Linked DNA regions of Homo sapiens: regions 1, 2, 4, 5, 6 and 7 are each linked to region 3. A link is a contact called in ENCODE Hi-C or POLR2A ChIA-PET data. All regions are on one chromosome and are shown on one strand. The core of a region is the stretch at or near the end of the contact, and the rest is flanking DNA. Distances in the headings are between cores, read along the strand shown. Region 1 overlaps RAPGEF1 (Rap guanine nucleotide exchange factor 1). Region 2 overlaps AK8 (adenylate kinase 8). Region 3 overlaps NTNG2 (netrin G2). Region 4 has its middle 24 kb from the start of FAM78A. Region 5 holds the start of PRRC2B (proline rich coiled-coil 2B). Region 6 holds the start of FAM78A (family with sequence similarity 78 member A). Region 7 overlaps RAPGEF1 (Rap guanine nucleotide exchange factor 1).

The links. Hi-C counts contacts between places; a loop is a spot of excess contacts on that map. ChIA-PET counts read pairs that join two places held with the same protein, here RNA polymerase II (POLR2A). Pooled maps may share reads with other maps.
Region 1: a map with no recorded cell type shows a loop between it and region 3 (7-fold over the local background). The contact joins two enhancer-like sites. A Hi-C loop is called at or near these places in 2 of 37 single-sample maps with no recorded cell type and 3 of 50 pooled maps. POLR2A ChIA-PET finds 5 or more read pairs at or near these places in 2 of 52 experiments (CD4-positive, alpha-beta T cell and Caco-2).
Region 2: a loop to region 3 is called in a map of B cell, with 10 times the contacts of the local background. The contact joins two enhancer-like sites. A Hi-C loop is called at or near these places in 1 of 168 maps with a recorded cell type or tissue (B cell), 3 of 37 single-sample maps with no recorded cell type and 9 of 50 pooled maps. POLR2A ChIA-PET finds 5 or more read pairs at or near these places in 2 of 52 experiments (GM12878 and activated B cell).
Region 4: a pooled map shows a loop between it and region 3 (6-fold over the local background). The contact joins two enhancer-like sites. A Hi-C loop is called at or near these places in 3 of 50 pooled maps. POLR2A ChIA-PET finds 5 or more read pairs at or near these places in 2 of 52 experiments (H1 and activated B cell).
Region 5: a pooled map shows a loop between it and region 3 (10-fold over the local background). The contact joins the promoter of PRRC2B here to the enhancer-like site in region 3. A Hi-C loop is called at or near these places in 4 of 37 single-sample maps with no recorded cell type and 8 of 50 pooled maps. POLR2A ChIA-PET finds 5 or more read pairs at or near these places in 1 of 52 experiments (OCI-LY7).
Region 6: a loop to region 3 is called in a map of B cell, with 9 times the contacts of the local background. The contact joins the promoter of FAM78A here to the enhancer-like site in region 3. A Hi-C loop is called at or near these places in 2 of 168 maps with a recorded cell type or tissue (B cell and CD8-positive, alpha-beta T cell) and 8 of 50 pooled maps.
Region 7: a map with no recorded cell type shows a loop between it and region 3 (4-fold over the local background). The contact joins two enhancer-like sites. A Hi-C loop is called at or near these places in 1 of 168 maps with a recorded cell type or tissue (CD8-positive, alpha-beta T cell), 2 of 37 single-sample maps with no recorded cell type and 10 of 50 pooled maps.

The regions. Positions count from the first base shown.
Region 1 is chr9:131,577,100-131,581,392 of GRCh38, reverse strand. It overlaps RAPGEF1 (Rap guanine nucleotide exchange factor 1), which reads left to right. Exons shown (of 27, transcript NM_001377935.1): 26 at 1,002-1,130; 27 at 1,746-4,293. The coding sequence ends at 1,896. Among named protein-coding and RNA genes, the nearest start is that of PRRT1B, 34 kb to the right of the region's middle. RefSeq lists enhancers at 1,965-2,044, 2,245-2,374, 2,405-2,454. Within about 2 kb of position 2,497, at least 10 of the 41 ENCODE cell types and tissues checked have a DNase peak (open chromatin) inside an H3K27ac peak, as active enhancers do.
Region 2 is chr9:132,767,576-132,771,856 of GRCh38, reverse strand. All of the region lies in intron 11 of AK8 (adenylate kinase 8), which reads left to right. Among named protein-coding and RNA genes, the nearest start is that of GTF3C4, 99 kb to the right of the region's middle. RefSeq lists a silencer at 1,256-1,555 and enhancers at 1,421-1,715, 1,826-1,885. Within about 2 kb of position 1,601, at least 34 of the 41 ENCODE cell types and tissues checked have a DNase peak (open chromatin) inside an H3K27ac peak, as active enhancers do; they include B cell, where a contact is called at or near this core.
Region 3 is chr9:132,240,696-132,244,659 of GRCh38, reverse strand. NTNG2 (netrin G2) reads right to left here. Exons shown (of 8, transcript NM_032536.4): 7 at 3,616-3,750; 8 at 134-2,784. The coding sequence ends at 2,549. Among named protein-coding and RNA genes, the nearest start is that of NTNG2, 81 kb to the right of the region's middle. RefSeq lists silencers at 2,401-2,470, 2,941-2,990, 3,141-3,630. Within about 2 kb of position 2,244, at least 15 of the 41 ENCODE cell types and tissues checked have a DNase peak (open chromatin) inside an H3K27ac peak, as active enhancers do; they include B cell, where a contact is called at or near this core.
Region 4 is chr9:131,250,118-131,254,028 of GRCh38, reverse strand. No RefSeq gene overlaps it. Among named protein-coding and RNA genes, the nearest start is that of FAM78A, 24 kb to the left of the region's middle. RefSeq lists enhancers at 1-147, 1,343-1,392 and a silencer at 1,099-1,415. Within about 2 kb of position 1,273, at least 19 of the 41 ENCODE cell types and tissues checked have a DNase peak (open chromatin) inside an H3K27ac peak, as active enhancers do.
Region 5 is chr9:131,391,680-131,395,805 of GRCh38, reverse strand. It overlaps PRRC2B (proline rich coiled-coil 2B), which reads right to left and starts at 1,720. Exons shown (of 32, transcript NM_013318.4): 1 at 1,543-1,720. RefSeq lists enhancers at 459-1,220, 2,347-2,496 and silencers at 1,027-1,316, 1,547-1,656, 1,687-1,876.
Region 6 is chr9:131,274,177-131,278,057 of GRCh38, reverse strand. It overlaps FAM78A (family with sequence similarity 78 member A), which reads left to right and starts at 1,548. Exons shown (of 2, transcript NM_033387.4): 1 at 1,548-2,201. The coding sequence starts at 1,879. RefSeq lists a silencer at 199-1,378 and enhancers at 2,019-2,518, 2,679-2,728, 2,759-2,808, 2,221-2,833, 2,819-2,868 and 2 more.
Region 7 is chr9:131,671,194-131,675,043 of GRCh38, reverse strand. The region is part of intron 1 of RAPGEF1 (Rap guanine nucleotide exchange factor 1); the gene reads left to right. Among named protein-coding and RNA genes, the nearest start is that of RAPGEF1, 67 kb to the left of the region's middle. Within about 2 kb of position 2,423, at least 6 of the 41 ENCODE cell types and tissues checked have a DNase peak (open chromatin) inside an H3K27ac peak, as active enhancers do.

The DNA.
Region 1 (4,293 bases), core at 1,248-3,747, 660 kb after region 3:
ATAAAGACGGAGTCTCTGTCACCCAGGCTGGAGTGCAGTGGTGCAATCATAGCTCACTGCAGCCTTGAACTCCTGGGCTCAAGGAATCCTCCCACATCGGTCTCCTTAGTAGCTGGGATTACAGGTACACGCCACCATGCCCAGCTAATTTTTGTATTTTTTGTAGGGACGAGGTCTTGCTATGTTGCCCAGGCTGGTTTCAAACTCTTTTTTTTTTTCTTTTTTTGAGACAGAGTTACGTTCTTGTTACCCAGGCTGGAGTTCTTGTTACGTTCTTGTTACCCAGGCAGTGGCGCAATCTTGGCTCACTGCAACCTCCGCCTCCCAGGTTCAAGTGATTCTCCTGCCTCAGCCTCCCGAGTTGGGATGACAGGTGTGCACCACCATGCCCGGCTACTTTTTGTATTTTTAGTAGAGACAGGGTTTCACCATGTTGGCCAGGTTGATCTCAAACTCCTGACCTCAGGTGATCCTCCCACCTTGGCCTCCCAAAATGCTGGGATTACAGGTGTGAGCCACCACACCCAGCCTAGCTGTTCTCAAACTCTTGAGCTCAATCCTCCTGCCTTAGCCTCCTATAGTACTGGGATTACAGGTGTGAGCCATTGCACCCAGCCCACCACACCTGTTAATAAAAGGAGATCTCTGCCCCTGCCCCCTGGTTTGGGTTTTGTTATTTTTTTTTTTTACTGCTCATTTGTTAATGTTACTTTAGCAGCCCACAGCTTCGCCCTTATGGGTTGAGCCATGGCAGCCGCATCACCCTCAGGCTCCTCATCAGCATACTGGCTTCCGAGGTCCCCAGCAGGTGCTTGTGGAGCCAGAGGCCAGAGGCTGAGGCGGGAGTTTGTTCTGGGAAACAGACACCTCAGACTGGCTCTTTGGTTTGCTCTGGGGTTTGGAAGCTGCTCACTGCGAGTCCTAGCGCCTGACACATGTCTCTAGCCCTTGCTGCTTCCAAACCCCGTAGCAGTAACAGGCTGCCTAACCCGTCCTCCCAGGGGGCTGATCCTGCAGGACCTGACCTTCGTTCACCTGGGAAACCCAGACTACATCGACGGGAAAGTGAACTTCTCCAAGCGGTGGCAGCAGTTCAACATCCTCGACAGCATGCGCTGCTTCCAGCAGGCGTGAGTGCCACTGCCCCGGGGGGACCAGGCAGAGCTGAGCCCCGGGCCACACACAAGGAGAGACAGCCCGGGACACCGAGGGGAGGGGGAGCCACAGAGGACCCAGGGACCTGCCACTGCTGAGATATAGTCCGGGCCCTTCAGTTTCTGCCAGGATGACTTGAGAGCATGCCCACCAGGCTCCATGCCAGGCCTAGCCTGGCCCTGGGCCTGGACCCCGTGACAGCACAGCTCGTCCTCCCATTTTACACACCAGAAGCTGGTGCCCACCTTGCTGTGAGAAGGGCCTGACAAACCCTGGCCTGCCTGACTCTGAGGCACCAGAGCTCCCCCAGGGCGGGCCCTGGCATGCGTTGTTGGGGGCAGTGGGATCACCTGGGGCCCCCTCCCTGTGAGCAGCCCAGCCTCAGGGCCCTGTTTGTGCTCCATGTGCTGGTGGCACCGTCTCTGAGCACTGGTGTCCCCTCTGTCACATTGGTCAACGGTAGCCCCTGCAGCATCCGTTTGCTGCGAGGCTGTGGGGATGGTCCCCGCGGCACCTTCCAGGAGGGTGGCGCCATCGGGCCATCCAGCCCACACAGGTGCTCACTGACTGCTCCCCATCCCCTGCACCAGGCACTATGACATGCGGAGGAACGACGACATTATAAACTTCTTCAATGACTTCAGTGACCACCTGGCTGAGGAGGCCCTATGGGAACTGTCTCTGAAAATTAAACCCAGGAACATAACAAGGAGAAAAACAGACCGGGAAGAGAAGACCTAGGAGCAGACGCCGGGATCCAGGAGAATGCTCGAGGGGCGCAGAGGGCAGCTCCCAGACCGGAGAGGACCTTGGACCTGTTAGGCGCATGGCAGGAGTCCCGGCCTCGGAGCCATGAGGCTGGCCAGCCCTCAGCGGGGCCGGGCGGGAGCTGGAGCCTGCCAGCCGCTTCCTGCCTCCTTCCTCTGTGGGAGCAGACCCGTGGGCCTCAGGGCAGCCAGCAGGCAGGTCTTGTTGCCAATTTACAAACCGGTGGTTTTCTGGTTTGGTTTTGTTTTCTGCTTTTACTTCCATCTCTCCCCTCTTGACCTTCCACCCACTCCCCTCCAGGGAGAGAGCAGCAGAGACCTCATCAGCAGACCAAGGAAGTGGTGGGTGCTCCCCCTCCCTAAGCTCCAGGGTCCCTGAATCTTCTGAAATCTCAAATGAGTGGAGGCCTCCTGGGGTGGCCTGTCCTGCAGGGGCCCTGGAATGGGGGCAAGCAGCTGGGTGGGCAGAATGCAGAGTAGACTCGGGGGAGGATCCTTTCACTTTCCGCTTCCCCTTCTGATGCATGGAGGATGGTGTGAGCTTTTCAGCAGGCCCGGAAAGGTACGCAGGTGACGCCTTAGCAGCCCCGCAGCTGGTGCTCTGCCCCGCGGTACTGGCGCCATCAGGGCCTCCCTTGCCCGCCTGAGAGCAGCAGCAGTCTCTGTCATCCCGTCGCCCCTTACCCCCCACCCCAGGCCACTGGGCCCCTCCCACACCACCTGGGGAGCTGAGAAGAGGAGGCTGGAGTAAGGGAGGACTTGATCATCCAAGAAATACTTTTTATTGCTGGGAGTCTTCTGAACCTCACCAAACTGAGGCCAGAGCTGAGCTCCTGGGGGAGTTAATTCAGAGGGGAGAGGCCAGCACCTCCCTCCTCCATCGCTCGCTGTGTGCCTTAAACTCCATCTCATGTCCCTCCCCATCCCCTGGCTTTCCCTCCCTCCTTGCCCCATCCTGGGCCAGCCAGCAGGGCTCCTCCTCTGGCTCTTCAGACCTTTCAGCCAGTGCTGTCAGTGCCCCTGGGAGGGAAGGGCATCCCTGAGGCACCCGAATGGTCCCTCAGGGTGCAGGGAGGCAGAAGCCTGGCCACAGAGGAGCCTCCTAAGGCAGCAGCTGCAGCAAGCGCACCCTCTCCCCACTCTCCCCACGCCAGAGCGGCTTCCAGAGCAGATGCTGTTTCCATCCTCCTCGTCAAAACCATTCTCGCTGCTGAGCTTGACAATCTGGGCAAGGCTTGTGGGGCGCTTGACAAACAGAATCTGCCCTGTGCCGCCTGGTTCCGTGGCCTCCAGCATGAGCCTGCAGGCAGGGCGCTGCGGGAACCCAGTTGTGCTGCCCCAGCCCATGCCTCCGGGTCTGCTGTGCATGAATGAGTGCTCACTTGTCCCGGGTTTAGGACGTGGTCAAGTGAACAGCAGGGTCTAACTGTGCTTACTTAGCCCAGTTCAAACAGAACAAAGGAAAAATATAGAAAGCAACATCTGTTGATCATTTAGGTTTTTTTTTAAACCACCATGTCACTTTGAGTCCTTCATGGGTTTTTGAACAGCATTTATCAAGAAGAAAATGTGGGCTTTTTCCCCTCTCCCGTGTTTTGTTTGTCCTGTAGATAGAGGGAGGAAAGCCGTGCAGTGGCAGGCGGGACCCCCTCTGGTGGCGGGACCCCCTCTTGCGGTGGTCTTGCGGGGCCAGCCGGGACCTGTCACTTTATTATTTAAGGAGTGTGTGTGTAGAGTCGCTGGCTTATTAACAGTATTGTGTGTGGGTTGGGTTTTTAGTTTGTTCCTTCTTTTTGAAGTCCCTTCATTTCAATCCTTGACTCTCTCTCCCCTTCCCTTGCCCAGCTCTGTTGAATGCTGCTGTGCGCGTGTGAGGGCCGCTCTGCACACAGGGCCCTTGGGTTGTGTGAACTGAAATTCTCCCTGTATTTGTGAGACTCGCAGGAGTCCCCATCTGTAGCACAGGCAATGCCAGTGCCATGCTGCAGCCTCAGAAACCAGGCCTCTCACTCCAGCAGCAGGCAGAACCGTGTCTGTGGTCGGGTGCTGTCCACAGCTCTGTCTGCCTTGTTCTTGGGCTTGAGCTGGATAGAGGTGGGGTCTCTTCACCTTCCCTGAATTCAGAACAGACCCTGTGCCTGGCCCCAGTGTGCCCAGGCAATTCCCCAGGCCCTCACTGGGAGCCCTTGGTGTTCTGAGCAGCAGGGCCCAGGCAGCACATGAGCAGTGCCCAGGGGCTCCCTGCGTGAGGACGGCAAGGTGCGATGTATGTCTAACTTATTGATGGCAGGCAGCCCCCTGTGCCCCCTAAGCCTGGCCCTGGTTATTGCTGAGCTCTGTGCTCAGTGCTGCGGCCTGGCCGTGGCTCGTC
Region 2 (4,281 bases), core at 352-2,851, 530 kb before region 3:
TTCCTGTATAAATTACCCAGTCTCAGGTGTGTTTTTATTAGCAGCGTGAAAACAGACTGATACACAGGCTCTGAAAGGAAGCTCCGTCCTAGCCTTTCCCCTCTGGTGACCTCACACCACACGACGCTGCTTGTCAATGGCCCTGGCCATTCATAATGGAGCCACACCGCCATAACAAGGTGGGAGCCTTGAGCCTTTTGAAGGGAATTGCAGTCAGAACATGCTAGATGGATGGAGACCCAGTACTCTCCAGCTTACCTTCATTCTGCCTTCACATTTCAATCAAGTGACACCTTGGGGTTTGTTTCTTTACAAGAGGCGCCCTTTCAGTCCATGAAGGACCCCTTAATGGCCTTATTGAGAGCCTGTGGTAGGGGCTTAAGCATATAAAGATGGAGGATTGTACGATCCAGGGAAGGCGACACATTTTCATAAACAGAATCTCGTAAAAACATCCAGAGAGGGCTGCCATGTGCATGATTCCTGGCCCGTTCTGTTGACAGGGACATAATTCTCACAGTGTAAGCCTGACCACCATCTGCCATAGCACTTTCCTCCATAGTCTCTTGTCTCCTGTGGGCAGGAGGGCCAGGCCCTGGGCTGTGCACCTGGCCTACCTCTTCCCTCCTAGTCCTTCCAGCAAGACCAGGAAAGGGTGCATCACCCGAACCTTTCAGCTGAGGAAACTGAGGCTCCAAGAGGCTGAGTGTCTTGCCCTCATCACACAGCACATCATGGCAGTGGAGACGGACTCGGACTGAGACGGAGTCCCTGGACTCCTGTGCTCTGAGCCGCTGAGCGCAGAGTCTTCAGGTCACCCTGGCACTAAGTCCACACCTGCCCTGCTGGCTTCCCAGAGGCCTCCTGAGGCCCCCTGCTCAGCCAGACCCTCCCATCTCCTGTGCTGCGTTTGCCGAGGCCACCAGCTGCTCCCTCCCCACTGAGATGAGATGGGGGAAGCATCTCCCTGACTGGGGAGGCCCACACCGCTGGGCCTGAGAGAAGGTGTAACCCCATGCCAGGGGGTCTGCCGTGCACTCAGCAGCTGCTTCCAGAGCCCACTGGGTTCCTGGATCCAGGGGAGGGGGAATGGGGGTCAACAGGGAGCAAGACCGCCCCACACTGCGCCCCAGGGCTCCCCTTGAAGGGGCCGACCCATCCCGCTCTTCCCTGCCTTGTCCCGGTCTCGATCTCGGCCCAGCCCGCTGCCCACCGCGCTGCCCCAGGTCTCTGTTGAAATGGGACCGGCTTCCCAGCCAATTCAATCCCGGAAGTCACCACTGACCCTCACGCGGGCTGCTCAGGTTACAGCCAGGGGCAGGGCGCGCGTGCAGGGCGAGGGGCATCCCCCGCGCTCCCAGCCCGCTCCTCCACAGGGTGTCCCCTCGCCCCTGCCCCACCCCCTACCCCAGCCAGCGTTCTGGGCTCTTTATTCATTCCGAGATTCATAGCCATGAAAGTCAAACCCAGAGGCCCCTGGACGCCATCGAGCGCGGTCCTCATGGCACTGAGGAAGCAGCAGAGGCCCAGGGAAGCTGAGCGCGCCGAGGGGTGGCCCTTGGCGCGGGGCTGGGCCTCCGGGCCCGGGCTGGCGGGGCTGCTGTTTGTTTCCGCTTTCACTTTTAAATGCCACGTTGTCTGCATCCCAGGACCCAGGCAAGGGGCACGAGTGTGACCCCCCCAGGCCTTCCCCTGGTTCCGTTTCCCTCCCTAGCCCGGTCCCCACGATGGGTGGGGACAGTGGGCTGTGACAATGGATCGCGACTGCTGTTTTTACCTGGCGGACGATGCGCCCGAATTCGCTTTAACCAGATGCCCCTCTTCGCCTGGAGCCCTGGGAGCAGTCCCCCTCTCCGCTCAACAATAATTAGCCTTGTAAGACTAATGGAGGAAATCGTGTCTAATTACCCTGTTGAAGACCCAATTATGCGATTAACATTCGTGGCTATAAGCTAATGATGAGAAGAGCCTCTCATTTGCATAGCATTAAGTTAATTGCTGGCAAGCGGAGGGGCGGACAAGGCGGTGATGGCAGGATTCTCTTTCTGAAAGGATACTAATGACCAGAGAGGACGAGCCACCTGACAGCTTTATTAATTAACAGCGATCTGATTACCTACCAGGAATGGCAAGTGGCCTCGCTGAAAGTCTCGGCTCTTTGAGAAATGAGAGATGGGAGCCCTCACTGCCGATGTTTCTTCCACACGCTTTGCTGGGTTAGAGGCAAGCTCATGACCGCCTTGAAAAGCCATTTTAGACAAATCTTCCTTTGCATTCTTGCTGGAGCCCTTCTCTTATGCCCTTCCTTGGACATTTGCTCTTTCACTCCCTCCCCCATGCACTCACCCCACCCATAGTGACTGCGCTCCTCCTGCCTGCGACGCTGGCAACAGGCAGCACAGTCTAAGGTCCCTCCCGGGAAAGTGTTCAGAGAGGGTTCCATTCTGGGAGAGGCCCCCACTTTCCCCAGAGGTTTCAGATTCGAGTCAACCTTGCTGCTGGCAAATGTCAGCAGAGAATTTCAGAGCTTGAAGAATCCTTAGAGAGCATCAGTTCGAGTCTCTTACCCGGAAAAAACTGGGGGGCCCGGAGAGGCTAAGGGTCTGGAGCTCAAGATGCCCGCCAGGCAGTGGCAGGGCAGGGTGGTGCCTGGACTGTGCAGGACGGCTCTGTCTCTTCAGCCTCTCTGTCATCCCCGTCAGGCCCACTGTATTTGGAGATTTCGACGTTGCCTTGGGAACCCCTGCCCCTCCCCACAGTGCCCGCCCAGCCCCCTCCCATTTCCCCTCCTAGCACTTACTTGCCCCTGGCCCTCCTCCCAGCCTGTTTCCCCCCATGCGGGCAGGAACTGTATTGCACTCACTCTAATAAATAGATGATTGGACCAATTAAGGAAGCCTTGCAGTGGTGTGGCTGGGACTCATCTTCCAGTGGGTTTTAAAACATGGAGATTTTTAACGACAAATAAAATCTTGCATATATCCTTCTGTAACTTGCTTTTTCACTTAATAAAATATTATGGACATCTTTCCCTATCACTGCATAAAGATACAGCTCACTAGGTGTTTGCATAGCATGAGACTGTCCAGATGTATTATAATGTATTTAAATACCCTCTGTTAGCAGACATGTGTTTCCTGTTTTTTCTATTACAATGCAACAACTAGCATTCATATATATACACACACATATGCATTTGTATTTGTTTTTGCATATGTTTTGATCATTTCCTTGGGGAAAATTCATAGAAATGGAATTGCTGATCCAAAAGGCATAAACAATTAAAAAGTTGGCCGGCACGGTGGCTCACGCCTGTAATCCCAGCACTTGGGGAGGCTGAGGTGGGCAGATCACCTGAGGTCAGTAGTTTGAGATCAGCCTGACAAACATGGAGAAACCCCGTCTCTACTAAAAATACAAAATTAGCTGGGCATGGTGGCGCATGCCTGTAATCCCAGCTACTTGGGAGACTGAGGCAGGAGCATCACTTGAACCCAGGAGGCGGAGGTTGCAATGAGCTGAGATGGCGCCATTGCACTTCAGCCTGGGCAACAAGAGCGAAACTCCGTCTCAAAAAAAAAAAAAAATTAAAAAGTTAATGATTTTGATTTTTTATTGGTAGATAATAATGGTACATATTCATGAGGGTACATGTGATATTTCGGTACATGCATATAACGTGCGATGATCATGTTAGGATATTTAAGATGTCCGTCACCTTAAACATCTATCATTTCTTTATTTTGGGAACATTTCAAATCTCTTCTGGCTATTTTGAAATATGCAATAAATTATTGTTAACCATAGTCCCCCTACTGTGCTATCAAACACTGGAACTTATTCCTTCTATCTAACTGTATTTTCTTGCCCAGTAACCAACCTCTCTTCACCTCCCCTGGCCCCTCCCAGCCTCTGGTAACCATCATTCCACTCTCTACCTCCATGAGATCAACTTTTTTAGCTCCCACATATGAGTGAGAACATGCCATATTTTTCTTTCTGTGCCTGGCTTATTTCACTTACCATAATGACCTCTGGTTTCATCTGTGTTACTGTAAATGACAGAATTTCATTCTTTTTATGGCTGAATAGTACTTCATTGTGTATATATACCACATTTTCTTTATCCATTAATTCGTGGATGGACACTTAGGTTGATTCCATATCTTGGCTATTGTGAGTAGTGCTGCAGTAAACATGGGCATGCAGATATCTCTTAGATATACTAAGTTTCTTTCTTTTTGATACACATCCCACAGTGGAATTGTGGGATCACATGAC
Region 3 (3,964 bases), core at 995-3,494:
GGGGGGCTGCGGCCAAGGAAGGGTGGGTTTCAGTCTCTCTCTGGCCTTAGAGGGCTCAGGGGGCCCGGATGCCAATCAGGCAGGGCCAAGAACTTGGAAAGTGTGCATGGAACAGAAAACCCAAATTCTAGTGTTTTAATCACATCACCGTTTATTTTTTTTCTCACACAGTAAGACAGGCAGGTGGTGCGGTGGCTCATGCCTGTAATCTCAGCACTTCGGGAGGCCAAGGCCGGAGGCTCACTTGAGCCTAGGAGTTTGAGACCAGCCTGGGCAACATAGTGAGACCTCAACTCTATAAAAATAAGTAGATAAATAAAAGCAGTGCAGAGGTTGCAGCCAAGGCAGGTGTCCCAGGCTCTGCAACTTCCACCCCCGGCTCCACCCTTCACTATCCTGAGGGTGACACTGTTATGCTCAGTGTCTCAAGAAGGCTCCTTCCCCATCCTGCTGACTGAAGAGCAGAGGGAGGGATGAGAGAGAAAAACCAGAGCCACAAACTTGGACAACTGAGGCTTTGTGGGGCGTGGAGGAAGGGATGACTTTTAAGAACTTTCTGGAAGCCCACCCATCAGTCCTGCTTACATCTCACTGCCCAGAGCTGTGTCCCCTGGCCACTCCTATCCACAAGAAGCCCCAGAGAGGTGTTTTATTTTATCTGGGCACTTTGGGTCCCAGGCAGTGGGGTTCTGTGCGTAAGGAAGAATGTGAGGGTAGAGATGGGCCAGCTGCAGGAGGATGCAGGGCCTGTCGGAAGGCACTTCCGGGTCAGCAGGGTGCTGGGGGTGGGAGCAGAGAGAGGAGGCCAGGAGGGGCTGGTGTGTGGGCTCGGGACACTGTGAGTCCTATGCAGTGTCCCGTTGTGCCTCCCCCTCCTTTTCTGTGTTGTAATCTCCTGCTGTCCCCAAGGCCAAGTTTGTTCCACTTGGTCTTAGCTTAGCTTTGGGGACTCAAGGGAAGGACCCAGGTCTAAACCTCGCAGCTGGGAAAGAACAGGTGTGGTGGCAGAAGCCAGTGCTGGGAGCACCTGCAGGTGGAGCAGTGGCAGCAGTTAGCAACCAGGACCGGACCCCCGGCACTGCTCTGAAATAAACATAGGTGGACAGGAGGCTGGACCGAGGGGGAAGTGTGGCCCCAGGGCTGGAGACACCAAGCGGAGATGGGAGAACTGCTGGATCCTCTGAATCAGAGGCCCCAGGGGATGAGCCCCGAATCTAGGAGCTTCCTCACCACTCCCAAGCTGCCCCTGTCCCCTCCAGCACCCCTTCCTAATCTTGAGAAGGTAGGGAGGACAGGGCCGGCACGTCTGGGGTCTCTGCACTGCCCGCCTCTGCCCACCTGGCCATCTGAAACTCTGGAAGGAGGCGGTGGCCGAATTGTGGGTTCAGCTTCATCTGATATTGGACTTGAGGCTCCGGCTGCAACAGGTCTGAGATGACACATCCATCGGAGGTGGCCACCGAGACACAGTATAAATCAGAGCATTGGATTCAACCTCTGCTAGGATTCTCCCTGAGTCATTTCCCTTGGACTTCTGTAGAAAAGGGCCAATACACTCCGGATTTCTTTTTTGGGAAAGGAGGGAGGCAGCCTTTCAGTGTGGGGAGGCTCCTAACAGGTGGGGCACCTGCAGCCTGGCCGCGGGGTGGAAAACTCTGCCAGCCAAGCCTGCGGGGAGGGGGCACTGCCTGCTGGAATCCACAGAAAGGCCCAGGGAAATGGTGGCCCCAGTAGGGAAACCGTTTCTTTAAGGCTGTGTTGTGGATTCCTCTGTAAGCCCCACACCTGCCCACCGTCCCCAACACAGAAAGAAAACAGGCCGTGGAGGCAGCAGTGAGCAAACTCTTTACTCCTCGGATTCTCCACCATCGGCCCCCGCGGTGACCAGTGCTCCCGCCCCGTCCCCCTTGCAGGGGACAGTGAATACAAACAAAAATAGTTCTCTACAGAACGAAGTTTCCAGGCCCCCCACCCCTTCCTTCTCTCCTCCTCCCCCAGACGGTGAGTTCCGTGGTCACCGGGCCTCCGGTGAGGCCTGGGGTCTGGTGGGTTGCAGGAAAAATAAAGAATAGAAAACAGGACCAAGTCAGCGACTGGAATTGTAGGCAACTGGAGGTCGGGGTCCGCCGCCGCCCGTGAGCCTGGCACAGGCCAGGGGGTGTCGGCCACAGTCCCGTGTGTGTAAGTGTGGTGGGAGGCAGGACGGGGTGTGGGGCGAGCAGCGTTTCTCCCGACCCTCTGGCTCACCGCCAGAAAAAAAAAAAAAAAAAGAGAGAGAGAGAAAGACAAAAAAGGAACTGGGCGGCGGATAATACAAAAGAAAAACGAAACCAAATCGCAGGCGCGGGGACCGGAGTCCCAAGGCGCCCCTGCTGCGGGGGGAGGGCAGTGCGGGCGGGAGCGCGGGCCGGGCGGGGGGCCCTGCTGAGTAGCACCTGGGAGCACCTCGGGCCGCACCCTTCTCACCGCCCGGCCTCGGACGCCGGCCCCGCCCCGGGACCCCGGGACCCCCGGCCTCCGGGTGCGGGGAGCGTCCTCCGGGCGGGGCTCAGCGGCCCAGGCGGGCGGCCAGCCCCAGCAGCAGCAGGCAGCCGAGCAGGGTGGCGGGGCGCGGGGCGGCCCCGGGCGCGCGGTCGCAGTCCAGACCGCCGTCATCGTCGGCGGGGTCGCAGCGGGGCTGCTCGCAGCGCACGCCGGTGTAGCCGCGCGGGCAGGCGCAGCGCTGGTTCTGCAGGCAGGTGCCTCCGTTCTGGCACAGCAGCTGGTCGTCGTCGCACACGTTGGCTGCAGGCGGAGGGGGCGGTCAGCACGGGGGGTGGCCCGGTCCCCCCGCCAACCTCCGAGCTCCTGCGAAGCAGGGTGTGCGAGATCCCGGGGGCGCCGTCTGGGCCGGGGATGTAGGAGGCTCCAGGCGCGCTGGGTGCGAAACGTCCCCCCTCGGAGGGTGACGGCGCCCGGGCGAGATCTGGCCCCCGGCTGCCTCCCACCGCTGCCCCTCTCTCCCCGCCCCACTGGCCTCGGTGCTGTTCTTCAGACGCGCCTGCAGTCTCCAGAGCTGTGCACGTGCTGTTCCACGCGCCTGGAGCCTCCTTTCACCCTGTGCCCGCGGCTAACGCCGACTTGGACAGCCTCCCTCCCTCTGTCCCCGCAAATACCTTTCCAACCAACCCCAGCTCGGTCTTTCTCGTAGTTCCCACCAGGCACCACCGTGCCTCAGGTCGCATCAGGCCCCGCCCCGAGCTCTTGGACCCGCCCCTCGGCCCGGCCCCGGACCTCAGCAGCATCCTGTCCCCGCCCACCTGCCAGCTCCGTCTCGCTAGGCCCCGTCCACCGCCCCCGGGTCGGCCCCATCTCACCAGGCCCCTGCCAACTATCCCAACCCTGCCCCGCTCTCACTAGGCCCCACCCACTGCCCCGGCCCTGCCCCGTCTCGCGAGGCCCCGCCCACCGCCTCTTCCCCGTCCCACTAGGCCCCACCCACTTCCCCGGCCCTGCCCCGTCTTGCTAGGCCCAGTCCACCGCCCCTGCCCCGTCCCACTAGGCCCCGCCCACTGCCTCGGTCCTGCCCCGTCCCCTTTCCGCAGGCCCCGCCCACGGGGGACGGCGCGCACTCACGGTAGCAGCCCTGGCGCCAGTAGTGCGTGGGGAGGCAGTCGTCGCACTTGGGGCCCGCCGCGCCCTCGCGGCACTCGCAGAAGCCGGTCTCGTTGCACCGGTCGTGCACGGAGCCTATCTGGTTGCAGTTACACTCTGGACGGACACGGGCACGGGCGCGCGGTCAGGGCTACGTGTGGGCGCCGTCTTCTCGGACCCCCACTCTCCCGGCCTCGCAGGGAGCATCTCCACACTCCCCAGGGGATGCTCCCCACACTGGGTCCACGTGAGCCCGCGGCTGGACGGCAGGTGGGGACTTCCCAGGGTGGCCAGGCCTGGAGAGAAGACTCTGGCTTCCTTCCTTGGGATC
Region 4 (3,911 bases), core at 24-2,523, 990 kb after region 3:
CTTCTGCAACATCTAGACCACAGGGGCCTGGCTTAGTGATGTGGGATTCTCAGCATCCATGACAAATGCAGACTGAATGCTGGTCAGACAGTCACACAAACGTATTAAAATGCTTTACCTCAGCTTTATTGGGATACAGTTCACATACCACACAACTCACCTATTTAAAGTACGGTTCTGGCTGGGTGTGGTGGCTCCTGCCTGTAATCCCAGCACTTTGGGAGGCCAAGGCGGGCAGATCACCTGAAGTCAGGAGTTCAAGACCAGCCTGGTCAACATGGCGAACTCCTGTCTCTACTGAAAAAAATACAAAAATTAGCAGGGCATGGTGGCACACGCCTGTAATCCCAGTTACTCAGGAGGCTGAGGCAGGTGAATCACTTGAACCTGAGAGGTAGAGGTTACAGTGAGATTGCACCACTGCACTCCAGCCTGGGTGACAAAGACTCCATTTAAAAAAAAAAAAAAAAGTGTACGGTTCTGGCCGGTGCAGTGGCTCCTGCCTGTAATCCCAGCACTCTGGGAGACCGAAGTGGGAGGATCTTGGGCTCAGGAGTTTGAGACCAGCCTGGGCAACATAGTGAGACCCCATCTCTACAAAAAAACTTAAAAATTAGCCAGGCATAGGCCAGACTCAGTGGCTCATGCCTGTAATCCCAGCACTCTGGGAGGCTGAGGCAGGTGGATCACAAGGTCAGGAGTTCAAGACCAGCTTGGCCAAGAGGGAGAAACCCTGTCTCTACTAAAAATACAAAAATTAGCTGAGTGTGATGGCGGGCGCCTGTAACCCCAGCTACTCGGGAGGCTGAGTCAGAGAATTGCTTGAACCCGGGAGGCAGAGGTTGCAGTGAGCCGAGATTGTGCCACTGCACTCCAGCCTGGGTGACAGAGTGAGACTCCATCTCAAAAAGCTAACAACAACAACAAAAATTAGCTGGGCGCGGTGGCACATTCTCGTCATCCCAGCTACTCAGGAGAATGAGGTGGGAGGTCGAGGCTGCAGCGAGCCCTGATCGTGCCACCGCACTCCAGCTGGGCGACAGTGAGTCCCTGTCTCACAAAATAAAAGCAAATAGAAAGTGTACGGTTCTATGGTTTTAGTATATTCACAGATACGTACAATCACCTTGGCCCAGTTGGGCTCTAGAATAAAGTAACCATAGACCGGATGCCTCGTCAACCACAGAAACCAATCCTTCACAGTTCTGGAGGCTGGAAGTCCAAGATGAAGGCGCCCACAGTTTCTGCGTGGTGAGGGCCACCTCCTGGTTCACAGAAGCGCCTCCTCGCTGTGCGGTCATGTGACGGAGGCCGGAAGGCAGGTCCCACAGCCTCTGGGGAAGGAGAGCCCAGAGTAGCTGAGGAACTGGGGTGCCCACACCAGCCTGCTGGGGGCTTCAAATGTTCTTTTAGGAGTGACAAGGGAATCGACCTGCCCAGCTCTGCAGCCCTGGGGGCCACAGAGGACCGGGGCACAGCCGGCGCCTCTGCTCAGGGCTCCGGCCTCCATCTCTGGGAGCGAGCACCCGTGGATGCCTCACTCCACCCAGGGTCACTGTCGCGCAGCAGCAGCTTTCCAGAAGGCAGCCGGCCATTGACGAGTGACCAGGCGGAGACGGTGAAGGCCAGAAGTTCCTCCAGAGGCCGCGTGCCAGCCCCTCGCCTGTGAGGGGGGCCTGGGTCTCCGGGCTCCCCAGGACGGTGCTTCCTCTTGCAGCTGGGCCTGGAGGCCGGAGAGGGTCATGTGAGCCCTCCTGGGCGGGCGGTGCCTCTACGGCTGTGACCTTGAGCAAGTCCCCCTCCTCTCAGGTCTCGGTTTCCTAGGACATGGAGTGGGGACGGAGGTGGTTCCTCACCTCACGAGATTGCGGAGGCACGTGAAGCCGATGGTCCTGAGCTTCTGGACAAGTGCCCAGCCCAGAGTAAGCGCTTAGCAAATCCGAGTGATTCGGCGGCACCACTGAGCCTCGGTTTCCTCATCTGCAAGACAGGGTTACGCTTTCCTCACAGGGAGGAGGGTTCCGGGGGGTCATCAGGCAAGGCCCTCAGCACAGAACCGCCAATAGCTAACACCTATTATTGACCTTGTTGTAACAGGATGATAAAATGGTTTTCTTGACTGGGCGCCACGGCTCATGCCTGTAATCCCACCACTTTGGGAGGCCAAGGCAGGAGGATTACTTGAGCCCAGGAGTGGAGACCAGCCTGGGCAACATAGTAAGACCCTGATCTCTACAAAAAATAGAAAAAATTAGCCCAGCGTGATGGGGCATGCCTGTAATCCCAGCTCCTCCGGAGGCTGAGTCAGGAGGATTGCTTGAGCCCAGGAGTTCAAGGCTGCAGTGAGCTGTGATTGCACCACTGCACTCCAGCCTGGGTCACACAGCGAGACCCGATCCCTGCCCCACCCCCCACCGCCCAAAAAGCTTTTATTTGCTGCCCCAATTTTAGCTGAGACTTTGAGAGGACAAAACAATACAAGGGGTGAGGTCCCCCACCCCACAGGCCATCTTGCTGGACATGCTTTGAGGCTGTGCAGCGCCGTGGCCGGCATCTGTCCCGGGCCCACTTGGTATAAATGAGGCAGATAGATGAGGTGGGTGGAAGAAAGGCCCCTGGCCGAGCTGCTCATGTGGACCACGTGTCCCTTGGAGGGTGGGCTGCCTCCTTCCTGGTTGCAGCCTGACCGAGGTGGGCAGCCAGTGCCTAAGGTTTGATCCGTGTTAACCGCAATCACTGTCATTGGACTCATCATCAAAAGCATAGGTGCGGCCGGGTGCGGTGGCTCACGCCTATAATCCCAGCACTTTGAAAGGCCGCGGCGGGTGGATCACCTGAAGTGAGGAGTTCGAGACCAGCCTGGCCAACATGGTGAAACCCCATCTCTACTAAAAATACAAAAATTAGCCAGGGTGGTGGCAGGCTCCTGTAATCTCAGCTACTCAGGAGGCTGAAGTAGGAGAATTGCTGGAACCCGGGAGGCGGAGGTTGCAGTGAGCCGAGATTTCGCCATTGCACTCCAGCCCAGGCAAAAACAGCGAGACTCTGTCCCAAAAAAAAGGCATAGGTACATGTGGCTCCTGGAGTCAGAACTGTGGCTGGCCGCCTGCCTCCTTGGCAGGCAGTCACCTTCCCGGAGCTGCAGAACTTTTTCATCCTACAAATCTGAAACTACACACATTAAAGGACAGTTCCCCCTTCTCCTCTCTTTCCAGCCCCTGGCAGCCAGCACTCCACTCTAAGAGTTTGCCCTTTTGGCCGGGCGTGGTGGCTCACGCCTGTAATGCCAGCACTTTGGGAGGCCGAGGCGGGCGGATCACGAGGTCAGGAGATCGAGACCATCCTGGCTAACACGGTGAAACCCCGTCTCTACTAAAAATACAAAAAAATTAGCCGGGCATGGTGGCGGGCGCCTGTAGTCCCAGCTACTCAGGAGGCTGAGGCAGGAGAATGGCGTGAACCCGGGAGGCAGAGCTTGCAGTGAGCCGAGATCGTGCCACTGCACTCCAGCCTGGGCGACAGAGCGAGACTCCATCTCAAAACAAAAAAAAAAAAGAGTTTGCCCTTTTTTTTTTTTTTTTTTTTTTTGAGAGGGAGTCTCACTCTGTTGCCCAGGCTAGAGTAGAGTGGAGTTCAGTGGCGCCTCTCAGCTCACTGCAACCTCTGCCTCCCAGGTTCAAGTGATTCTCCTGACTCAGCTTCCTGAGTAGCTGAGATTACAGGTGCCTGCCACCACACCTGGCTAATTTTTGTATTTTTAGTAGAGACAGGGTTTCACCATGTTAGCCAGGCTGGTCTCGAAATCCTGACCTCAGGTGATCCACCCTCCTCGGCCTCACAAAGTGCTGGGATAACAGGCATGAGCCACCGTGCCTAGCCTTGAATTTCTCTTAAGTCTTAAGAGTAGGAGC
Region 5 (4,126 bases), core at 471-2,970, 850 kb after region 3:
TTTTTCCCATCCCTGCCTCCCGAGAGGCTCAGCACTGTATAAGCGCCCACTAATGTTTGGGCCTTGAATTCCTTCTGTATTGTCCATGCCTTAGGCCAGCACCTGTGGCATCCATGGGCACAGTTTGGCTCTATGGGTGGCACCACAAGGGGCTCACGTCTGTCCTAGGACTTGACAGCAGTTATACCAACAACCGTAGGAGGAACCACTAACTGTGCCAGGCCCTCTGCTAGGCCCTTCACCGCTGCCCAAACCTGCCAGGTGGAGGGTGCACGCCCCGATTTATGCAGATGAAGCCTCAGACAGCCCCAGAGTCACTAGGTTTACGGAAGAAAGAAGCAGGATCTGCACCCCAATGCCTGGGCCTCCCCAGTCCCACCTTACACCACAGCGCTGTGCATAGACATGACTAAATGGCTGCAGCGAGATTCGGAAAAACCATGCTAAGACCGCACACAATTGGTTACAAAAACCAAACTGGATGACACTGTACAAAGCCACATCAAATGCACACTAAACCTTAAAGAAAAAAAAAATCTTAGGGAAAGTTTAACAGTCCTGTAAACCAAAGGCATTTAAAGATTTCTCCCAGGAAGCCATTTAGCAAAAGACACTCCCCAGCCCCCCTTCTCCCACTTCCTTCAAGCTCACCACTGAAAACACCTCCAATTCTTGCCTAAAGGTGGGCTCCGACCTCCCACGATATTTAGAAGGAGGAAAAAAGAAAAAGGAAAAAAATCCACCTCTTAAGGCAAATCCACTCTTCAGAGGCCCACAGTTTCAACAGGGCTGAATTTCTCTCCTGGGGGTTGAGGGGAGGCAAAAGAGGAGGAAAAAAAAAAAAACCCCATCTGGCAGGCCCCGAGTGGCGACATCCTGTTTATTATTAAACATTTTTAGCATGGAGCATTCAGCATTTCGAAAATAACCCTCTGGTTCCCGCACTCACACCGAGACTGGGCGGCCGCTCGCCTCCCTCCCCCAGCCGCCAACTTTAGCGCCGCCGGGGCCCGGCCCACCCCGCGCCAGGAACGGCCCCGCGAACGCCGCTCAGCGCCCCGGACCCAAGGCCCGACCCCGCAGGATCCCGCCTCGGGCGCGCTGCTCCGTCAATTGGGCGGGGCGGGGAGCAAAGACGCCGGCCCCAGAACCCCGAGACCCGGCTGCGGGCCCGGGACCCCCGCCCCTCCGGCCTCTGCAGCCCGGCCCGGCCTCGGGGGTACGGGGGTGGCGGGCGAGCCCTGAGGGAGTCGCGCGGCCCCTGGACCCCGCCCGAGCCTGAGGCCGCGCGGCGCCGCCACAACAATGGCGAGCGCGCCCGGGCCCGCCGCCCCCAGGCCCCGCGGCCTCCCAGCCCCGCAGCCCCGCGCCCGGCGGGAAGGAGGCGGCGGCGGCCGCGCTCGCGGACAAAGGTCGGGCAGGGCCGCAGGGCCCCCGGGCCCCCGGCGGCGGCCGCGGGAGACAAAGCCCGGCCGGGCCGCGCCGCCTCCATCTTAGCGCCGCCGCCCCCACGCCCCGGCCCCGGCCCCGGCCCCGACCCACCTGGTCTGGTTCCGCGGGCGCGGCCGGGCCGGGCGATGGCAGTCGGGCGGCGGTCGGGCACGGGGGCGGCGGGATGGCGGCGGATTGCGAGGCGGCGGCGCGGGCTGCTCGCTCGCTCGCTCCCTCCCTCCTCCCGGGCTCGCTCGTCGCTGCGCGGTGGAGCCTCGGCGCCTGTCTCGCCGCTCGCTCCCTCGCGCTCGGCTCCCCGCCCCCCGCCTGCCGCCGCCCCCGCCTCCTCGTCCTCCTCCTCCCGCCGCCGCCCGCAACCTGGGCCCGCGCAGCGCCCCCTGCCGCGCCTCCCGGGAGCGGCGGCCTTGGGATCGGCCCGGGGGCCGGGCGAGGGCTGGGGCCAGGGGGGAGGGGCGGGGAGCGGCGGGAGGGGGCTGGGAGGGGGCTGGGAGTGGGGAGGGGCCCGGGGACGGCGGGAGAGGCGGGAGAGAACGGGGCAGAGCGGGGATCGGGGAGGAGACCCGGAGGAGGGGCCAGGAGCCAAGAGAAGGGGCCTGGGAAGGGCATGGGCCCGGCCTGGGCCCGGGGGAAGGGCGCCCGGAAAGAGGGGGAAGGGATGGAGGGGGCAGTGACGGGGGAGCGAGCCCGGATCTCCGCCCCCTCCCCCTTCAAAACTGCAGCGCCTCAGAACAGACTAAGCCCGGATTTTGTTAAAATATGTATACGGTATATGAACGGAAAGGAAGCAGAAATAATACTTTTTTCATTTCAAAAGCAAGGTTGTTGCACAATATGGGTACTTTGTCCCATTTTTACAAAATGAAAACTAATAAGCCCCTCCTCTTGAGTGTTGTGTGTTTGTGTGATTGCAAAACAAAAGGTCCGGGAGACTGCACTCCTGTCTTGGTTACCTCCGTGGTTTGAGGTTGGGAGAGCGGAGGAGGGTTCTTACTTTTTTAGACACCTAACCAACTATAAAAGCAATTTCAAAAAGCAAATACAAAAAAAAAATGTTAGGGCCTGGCACCCAAATCATCCCACCCTCTTCCAGTCACGGTTGCTCTAAGCACCAGCTGCGGGCCATGCCCTATGCTAAAGCACGTGGTTTGTCTCACTTAATCCTAACCCAGGGGCAGATATTATTGTTCTAATTCACAGGTGAGACAAAGGAGGCTTTGAGAGAATGTGCCCCAGGCCACACTGCTGGACCCAGAAGGAAAATTAACCCACTTCAGCCTAACTCCAGAACTGAGGCTGGTGAACAAAGCTTAGTTTTTGGGGAGTAGAATTCTGGATACTTTTATAGCCTTATTTATAATTCTCTGAATTTTCCTACATTTTATCCATGGTCATTTTCAGTGTTATCCTTTTTTTCTTTTTTCTTTTTTTTTTTTTTTGAGACAGTCTCGCTCTGTCCCCCAGGCTGGAGTGCAGTGGCACAATCCGCAATCTCTGCTCACTGCAACCTCCAACTCCTAGATTCAAGCGATTCTCCTGCCCCAGCCTCCTGAGTAGCTGGGATTACAGACATCTGCCACCATGCCCAGCTAATTTTTGTATTTTTGGTAGAGATGGGATTTCACCATGTTGGCCAAGTTGGTCTGGAACTCCTGCGCTAAAGTGATCCACCTACCTTGGCCTCCCAAAGTGTTGGGATTACAGTGCCGGCCACTCTGTTTTACATCATCAAATCTGCATTATTCCCCTGCCAATGTCTTCAATATTTCGCTATCTCTACAAAACAGGGAGGATGTAACCCTAATTTTTGTTTTCGATTTTGTTCCTTGACCATCTTCAGGAAGGCCATAGAATTGGCCCAGTGCTCAAAACCCAGCAACTAATAAAAATGATAGAAGGCAAATAAACAAATAAAAAATAAATTAAATAAATAAACTGAGCCTCAGGTTCTTCATCTGTAAGGCTGGCGCAGTGGCTAACACCTGTAATCCCACCACTTTGGTAGGTCGAGGCAGGTGGATCATGCGGTCAGGAGTTCAAGACCAGCCTGACCAATATGGTGAAACCCCATCTCTACTAAAAATACAAAAATTAGCCAGGCATGGTGGCAGTCGCCTGTAATCCCAGCTACTTGGGAGGCTGAGGCAGAAGAATTGCTCAAACCCGGGTGGCGGAGGTTGCACTGAGCCGAGATCATGCCACTGCACTCCAGCCTGGGTGACAGAGTGAGACTCCATCTCAAAAAAAAAAAAAGAAAGAAAATAAACAAGCAAAAAAGAAATAAACTATCTGAAGCCTCAGATTCTTTATTTGTAAGGCCAAGCGTGGTGGCTCACCCCTGTAATCCCACCACTTTGGGAGGCCGAGGCAGGCAGATCACCTGAGGTCAGGAGTTTGAGACCAGTCTGGCCAACATGGTGAAACCCCGTCTCTACTAAAAATACAAAAATTAGCCGGGCATGGTGGTGGGGTCCTGTAATCCCAGCTACTCGGGAGGCTGAGGCACAAGAATCACTTGAACCCAGGAGGTGGAGGTTGCAGTGAGCCAAGAGCACGCCACTTCACTCCAGCCTGGGCAACAGAGAGAGACTCTGTCTCAAAACAAAATGATAGGAGGAGGCTGAACAGTAACAGGGTGGTTTACTGAGCACTTACTATGTGACAGCCACTGTGCTAA
Region 6 (3,881 bases), core at 299-2,798, 970 kb after region 3:
GCCGCCGCCGCCGCCTGCGGACCTGCATCCCCGCGGGGCCGGCGAGCGGGCGGCGGTCCCTGCGTGCGCCGGCTGCGCTCGGCCGGCGGCGGCGGCGAGCGGACGCGGGGGCCGGGCCGGCGCAGGGGCCGAGTTTCTGCAAAGTTTGACCCGGTTGCCTTTCCGATGCTGCAGCAGAGCGAGGCAGCGCGGGGCGCGCCAGGCGGCAGCGGCGCGGCGGCGGGGCTGAGCGGCGACAGCGCGCTCACAATGATCATAAAATAAAGGAGGCGCGCGGGGTGGGGGCGAGAGAGCCCCGAGCCTCAGCCCTCCGCCCCCGGCCGCCCCCCCGAAGCCCCAAGCCGGGAGGAGGGTGGGGGCCGGGGGCGCCCACGCCGGCCCCAGACTCCAGTAGAGCCAAGGGACAGTGCCCGGGGAAGGGGGTGGGGGCGCCCCAAGAACGTGCCCGCGGCCGGGTCAGGGGCGTCCGGAGAGCGGCTGCCCGGGCCAGCGGAGTGGCCCCCGGGGCAGGTGAGTCGGCGGCGCCGCCCGAGTGGGGGCGTGCGCGCCAAAGTTCCCCGGCAGCGGCGAGCGCGCCCGACGCGTGGGGACCCGGGGCTGCTCGCGGCTGGAGAGGGGCGACAGAGGCGCTTGACGCGGCGGAGCGGGGGCACTATGCCCTCCGAGGGCCGAGGGACCCCAGCCGGGAAAGGGGTGCCCGCCGGATCCGACGGCACTGGTGGGTGGCCCTGCGCCCAGGGAGCCGGAGGGACCGGGGTGGGGAAGGGGCACCTGGCGCTGGCGGCGCGGCGGTGGGGACAGAGCAGGGCAAGTGCTCGCCGCCCCCTGCAGCGGCAGCCGCTCGCCCCCCACCCCGCCCGTCCGGGACGGTATCAGCGGAGATGTCACGGGCGGCTATTATTCGCTGGTGCGCGCGGTCGTGCGGCCGCCACTGACGGGGCGGGCGCGGGGGGCGGGGGCCACCGCCTCCGGGGAGACCGCCCAGAGCTGCGCCGTCAGCTCCGCAGCCCGCGCCCAGCGCACACGCGTCGCCGCCCCCGCGCGCCCCCCGCAGCAAAGTTCGGCTTAACTTTGAGGCTGGCCTTGACGCGCTGTCCCTTCCACCTCCCACCAGGTCCTCGGCGGCCGCGGCGAAGCAGGCGGCGGCGGCCGGAGCGCAGCCCCGGGACCCTGCACGGCGGCCGGCAGCGACAGCGGCGAAGGGACGCGGCGCCCCTGCGTGGGGACGTCCGGCCCGCGCCCGCGAGTGGGCGCCGACGGGGACCCGCGCCGCGCTCCCCCGTCACCGGCGAGCGGCCGGAGCCCTGAGCTCGCCTCCTGGAAGCCGCGGGTCGGCGCTCGCCCCGAGGGCGCCGGGACCTCGGCCGGGTGAACACAAACTGCTCTGCAATTGATTCGACCGCGCCGGGCGGGTGCGGGTGCGGGGCCCGGAGGGAGCGCGTGCGGAAGGCCGGAGGGCAGGAAGTCAGGCTTCTGCCGCGAGGGTGGCGCGGCCGCGCGGGGACAGAGCCTTCCTTATTTATGAGTCTGCCGGCGCTCGCCTGCTTCCTCCGAAGACTTCAGGGAGAGTCTGCGAGCTGCCGTCCCCGCGTGTGAGGCACAGAAGGGCTGGATGTCAGAACCGCATAATTATTCATTAAACTACAAACTTTTTTTAACCCAAAGAATATCGGTGATTTTTGTCCACTGCGAGGAGAAGAAGAGAGAGCCCAGGGCTCATGAAATGCAGCAGAATCCTTATTTATAAACAGGCCGCGGTAGTGATATATGCAACCCCAGTCTACTCAGTGAGTTTTCTATCCTATGGATATCGGTCTTGAGAGTTGAGATTGGAGAGCAGCGCCGTCTGTACTGGGTCCTGCAGCCTCTGTCCTTTCAATGCCTGGTTTTTTCTGTGACTGCTGGCCTTCCCTGGAGATCAGAGCGCTCCTGTATGCCATGGGCTGTATTCAGAGCATCGGAGGCAAAGCCAGAGTCTTCCGGGAAGGGATCACGGTGATTGATGTGAAAGCCTCCATCGACCCCGTCCCCACTAGCATCGATGAGTCCTCCAGCGTGGTGCTCCGCTACCGGACACCCCACTTCCGGGCCTCGGCCCAGGTGGTCATGCCGCCCATCCCCAAGAAGGAGACTTGGGTAGTTGGCTGGATCCAGGCGTGCAGCCACATGGAGTTCTACAACCAGTACGGCGAGCAGGGCATGTGAGTACGGCCGAGAGCCAGCTCTGGGAACTGCTAGGGATGGCCGAGCTTGGAGGCCTGGTGGGGGGCCGCGGATAGGGGGAAGGTGGAGATACCATGAAGACAGGACGGAGGCCAGAGGGAAGCTTTAGGCAGGTATGCAGGTGGCCTCATTGGCCCGGTGGCTCCCTGAAAAGTTTGCCTGTGGATCCAGATTGGAGTCACGGTCCTGCAATCTACCCTGCCACTGTTCCCCCCGGGTTCCTGTGTCCTTCCCTGCAAGATGCCGAGAAAGCAGAGAGACATTACTCCCAGTGTTTCCTGGCAGAGCAAGTGTGCCGTCCGCCTGAGGAGTGTCTGTGCCATCAGGGGTCACCAGAGAGGCTGCAGGGCTGCCCTCCAGGCCTCTGGCCCTGTGCGGGCCCATGGCAGACATTCAGGCACTCTGCAACTCCCAGACCGGTGTGTTCAGGGCTTTGCGATTGGGCCTCAATTATCTTTCTGGCTTTTACCAGTGTATGCCAGGAGCTGGGGGAGTGCTTCCCCGTTCCAAACGGCACTGTGTTTGAGAGCACAGTTAGTTTTAGAAGCCCGATTTCTTCACAGTGTATCGCTTTCTGTCTCCAAGGCAGAAGACCGCTTTATGCAGACAAGTCCAGTGTCCCTCTGGCGAGGCCCTAACAGGAACAGCAAAGAGGAGCCTCTCCTCTGCAGCCCCAAAGCCCGGTCTCCAGAGTGTGCCTAGGGTATTGGGGGTCCCGGTGAGGACCCTGGGACCCTGGGGCTCCTTTCCTGGCCTGCTTCCTGACCCCAGAGAAGGCCGTCCCCAGGGTGAAAAGAGCTGCATTTAGGCAGAGTTGGGAGAGTGACTTAATCTGAAGGTTCACCCTAAGACAGGGATGGTGAAAATAGCTGTTTCTGAGCGTAAGGACCCTTTGGAGAGAGCTAGGCAGGCCCCGGCGGGCAGCCCACCCATGCGGCCCCGTGACTGGCCGCTGACACTCCCAGAACCTCTCTCAGTGTCTACCCTGTGGCCCCGTGACTGGCCGCTGACACTCCCAGAGCCTCTCTCAGTGTCTACCCTGTGCAGCTTCACGTCCCCGTTTTGCAAGTGGGGAAAAGAGGAGAATTTCCCCAGGAGCTGGAACTTATCACAGATTTAAGAATCTCATGGGCCACCTGTAAATGAGAGGGGTGGAGGATGGCGGGACACCAAGTCTGGTGGCTTCTCTACTTAATGACTCCAAAGTTCTAAAGGAAACATGAGGATCACAGTAACCCTTAAGTCCAGCGTGTGACAGTGACTGTCCCAAAGAGGTACATGGGGGGCACATCTAGAGGCTCTCACCGGCCCTCTCCACCAGCCTGATTTCTGTGCCAACCCCTTTGTGTCTCAAGAGCAGCTAGTAATCCAGTTCGGGGGAGGGGGTGCTGCCTTTCTGTTCTAAGCAGGGAAACATGATTCTTAGTTATGCAGTGAGGACCTTTTCTAAGAACGCTTAAGCCCAGAAACCTCCTCGGGCTTTGAAGGCATCGGGACAGTTGTAGAAACAAAAGTTTTCCTCGGGGTTTTGGGCTAAGCCTAGTTTCTTCCCTGGAAGGGGTAAGGAAGCCAGTGGGTTCTTCTGAACTTGGAAAGACATGAGCACTCACGGGACTGGATGCTAATGTGGTTGGTGCAACGTGTGGTGGGGAGGCCAC
Region 7 (3,850 bases), core at 1,174-3,673, 570 kb after region 3:
CTCCCTCCCTCCCAGCTGCTCCTCCAGAACCCCCCAGTGTCCCTGCACATCCCAGGAGTCTGCTTCTGGGGAACCGGACCAAGGTTTAAGCATTCACCTTGGGGAGGCCACCCCCACCCCTCTCTCCAGACTTGGTTAGGGGTCTTTGGCCTCACTTGTGTAGCACTTGTCCCCTGACCTCGGTAGCGATGCTTCAGGTCTGCCCTCCCCGCGCCTCCACAGGGTTTCTTGTTCTCTGAGGAGTAGGGGACAGGACAGAGGCTTTTCCTCAGCAGGCAGCCAGCTCAGATTGGACTTTCCTTCTAGGGATCCCTCTTCAGGTTGGGTTGGTGGGAAGGCCGTCTGAACTGGAGCAGGTGGGCTGTGTCAGGGAGGCGGTCACCGGACTGGACTCTAGCCAGCGGTTCCCACCTCCACGCGCCCACCGCCCAAGCAGCCAGAGCTCCAGCCCTAGCCGCCCAAAACAATGCAGGGCAACGGTTTTCTCCTGAGCCAAGTGTGGAGACCTAGATTTCCTTGCACCTGAGGGAGAGGGACCACAGTGGTGGCTTCTCACGCCTTGGGGAACCGGACCAGGGCCTGTTCATAACACAGAGATCTGAGCTCCTTCTCAAGTCAGGCTGACTGCTTTGGGTAAGAGGGCAGAATTTTAAAGCAAAACCGTGCTCTGCAGGGCGCCTATTTCAGCATTTTCAGACTGGTCTTAACGTAGTTGGTTCATTGCCCTCAGAAATGAATGTTGAAAGCGGTAAGCCCCATTTGAAGCACCCCCGATTTTAACAAGCTTCAGGACACATAGTTCTGTGCTAATATTTTTGTTTTGATGAAAAATTTAAAAACACTGCTCTCAACCCCCACCACAAAGAACACGAAAATATTATTATAAAGAAACTAGATATATCCCAATCCCTGCTCTGCAGTGGTGGTTCAATTTGTAAAGCAAAAGTTAGAACCAAAAATGCTTTCAAAGGTGGCTTCGAACAATGTTCATAACTCTCTGCTCGCATCATTCTGCTTTTTACAGAGTTTAGAGACCCATTTATAGATTCAGTCCACGGATTGTCATGCATTTGCAAAAACGTCTACTAGCTCTCCGAGTTCCATATTTTTATTATCAAGGGACCCTTAGATCTGAGGACATGGGGACTGGCAGACACCAGCTGCAGAACGGAACCGTCTTTTAGGAAACAGAGGCCACGATGAGTACATGATGGGCCCCATCTACCTAGTGGAAAATGAAGCGGCATGTTTTTCTTCACGGTCACTGGTGGCTCTTGGCAATTTCTGACTCAGCACCATTGGACTTTCTCCTGGCCCCTCCTTTCCTCTCTGTTGGGTGGGGCGGCCGGGGGGGTGCTTTTGTAGCCCTCCACAGATGGAGTTGATAGGAATGTCCTGCTTTCTAACCATCTGCAGAGGACCTGTGCTTTGGGTCACAGGGTCCTCAGCAAATTCCTTTCCCTTCCAGTTGATTTACAGTTGGTTCCAATTGGTTTACCTGTTTAGAAAATTCTAAGTCCATCTTAAATGTAAAAGGTGGTTATCATCTTAGAATGTGCTCAAAGAACTTTAAAGATAACTGCTTTCCACTGAGGACACAGTTCATCTACAGGACAGGGTCAGCAGTGGAGTTGGGACCCCAACCTCTAGCTTTTGGGCCTGCTCCTAGCAGGCCAGGTGGCATGGTGGCTTTTCATCCAGCCCTGATTTGGGACACACTGATGTTTCAGCCCCTCCCTCTTAGGAATTCTGATTTGAAAATCACTGTATCTACTCTGTATTCCTATGAGAGAGACTAAAAGATTTTGTTCAGATTTGCTTTCTTCTGATTGCAAATAGGAACATGTATGGTTTTTTTGGGTGCACTTTTTCAGACCAGACGCCAGGTCATTCTGACCCACCCCACTCCTCTCCTGAGAATCACTGACTTAGTGCAGTTATTTGAGGGCAAAAAGCACTTTTTTTCCCAGCACAAAGTAGGTGCTAAACAAAGTCTACAGCCAAATATAAACAAGCAAGCCCTGAAGCAGAAGGAAGAGCAGGGCTCAGTGGTGGCTTTGGCCCCCTGGTTCTTATGTCTGTCACTCCACACACGCAGTAGGGCTTCAGGAGATACTGGCTGACTGGTGCTCTGAGCCTTTTACCAGAAGAGCCTGATTCAGCTAAATTTCCTTGGTAGGGGTGACTGCTTAGTTGGAATTTGGTGGCTGGAACTGGTGGTCACCCCCTCTTACCCTACACGGACCTTTTCCAGGTTCAGCATTTACAGATTTGTTTCCCAACCAGGAGGGGCTTATCCTAAGGAATGTTCTGATCTGAGATGAGATTAGAACTTCCCCTGCTGTCGAAGTCAAAGGGTCCCATCTGCCTGTCACTTCCCATGTGCCCTGGGCTGTGCTGGGCTAGTCATCAGCCCCTCCCCGTCTTTGGCCCAAGATGTGGAAAATCTTAATAGCTCAACCGGTTCCCTCAGACCTTTGTCTTCTGAAACAGTGCTTCTCACACTCCAGCACTGCAGGGCCACCTGTTGAAGCCCAGTGTCCTGGGTCCCTTCCCCAGAGACCCCAGTTCATCAGATTCTTAGGTTTGCACCAGGGCTAAAGAGCTGGCATCCAGACCCCCTCCCATGTGACACTGATGCCGTCATCTGATGCCCAGTCCCTTTTCAGCTGAACGAAGGATGAAGACACAATGTTGTCCTAAAATTGATTCAGTGAAATAGCAAGTAGTGAAAAAGTAAAATAGAATTTAAATCTTTAGATTTTTGACATATTTTGTGTACTTGGTTGTAATATAAAATACGTTTCTTACCGGGGTCAAAAAGCTTATTAGCCTCTGCCTTAGCTACTTCTCCCTCTCTGAAATGCCCACCTGTGCCTTTGCACCTGTGCTTGGTCCTTAGTTCCAGGCTCAGGAGGGGAAGCTAACCAGTGTCTTGGCAACTTTTGGCTATGGGCTAGGTTTGCGGTCTTCACCACCATACATGACCCCTAACCTACAGCAGCACCTATTGGCCCAGTGAGGGGGTTTCTCCACTCCACACTCCAGGGAGAAGGGTCTTCACATGTTTCAAGTTGGTTGTGATTAAGTTTCGTGAAACGATATTAGCCTTAATACATGCATGGCCTCTGAGATTTTCTGTTTCATGTTTTCATCTATGACATTGATTTTGGGAAGTGCTAAATGGGTTGGTTGTGCATCGTAAACATCAACATTGGGAGTAATCCACAAATCCACCCCTCAAGTGGCCAGGACCAGTTCCCACAACTCTCCAGGGCACCTGTTCTCCCCCAGCTCAACTGCCCTGCACTTTCCACAGCCAGATCCTGCACCGTCTGCCAGTCTCGGTTCCAGGGCCTCCATTCATGAACTTTTCCTGCATCTCTCACAAAGTGACCCCCACATGTCCTCAGCATTTGACTCACCTCACAGTGTGCCATAGCCCTGGGTTGGAGGCTTGACTTTCTTGTCAGCTTATAGACCACCTGAGTGCAGAGCCTGCATTCCAGTGCCCCCAGAACCTCTGTGGCAGCAAAGGCCCCACGTTGTTGGGCTGGTTGGAGGCGCTCAGCCACATTGCAACCCCAGTTTTGTGGGCGGGCCCAGAACTGGGACTTGGTTTTTAACTTTGTTTCAAGGGGAAGGTGTGTTCTGATTCCAACAACTGACTTGGAAAAGACCGATCTCTGCTTTGCCTCTCCACCGTGTGGCCCGTGCCTCCTCCCTGGCGGGCTGAGATGTAGGCCTTCAGACAGACGGCAGGAGGCTGCCTCCTGTGGAGGATTTGGGCCTTTAAAATAGAACTTCAATTCCAGGAGACTTAGAGGATACAGCTGCTGAGGGAGAGCAA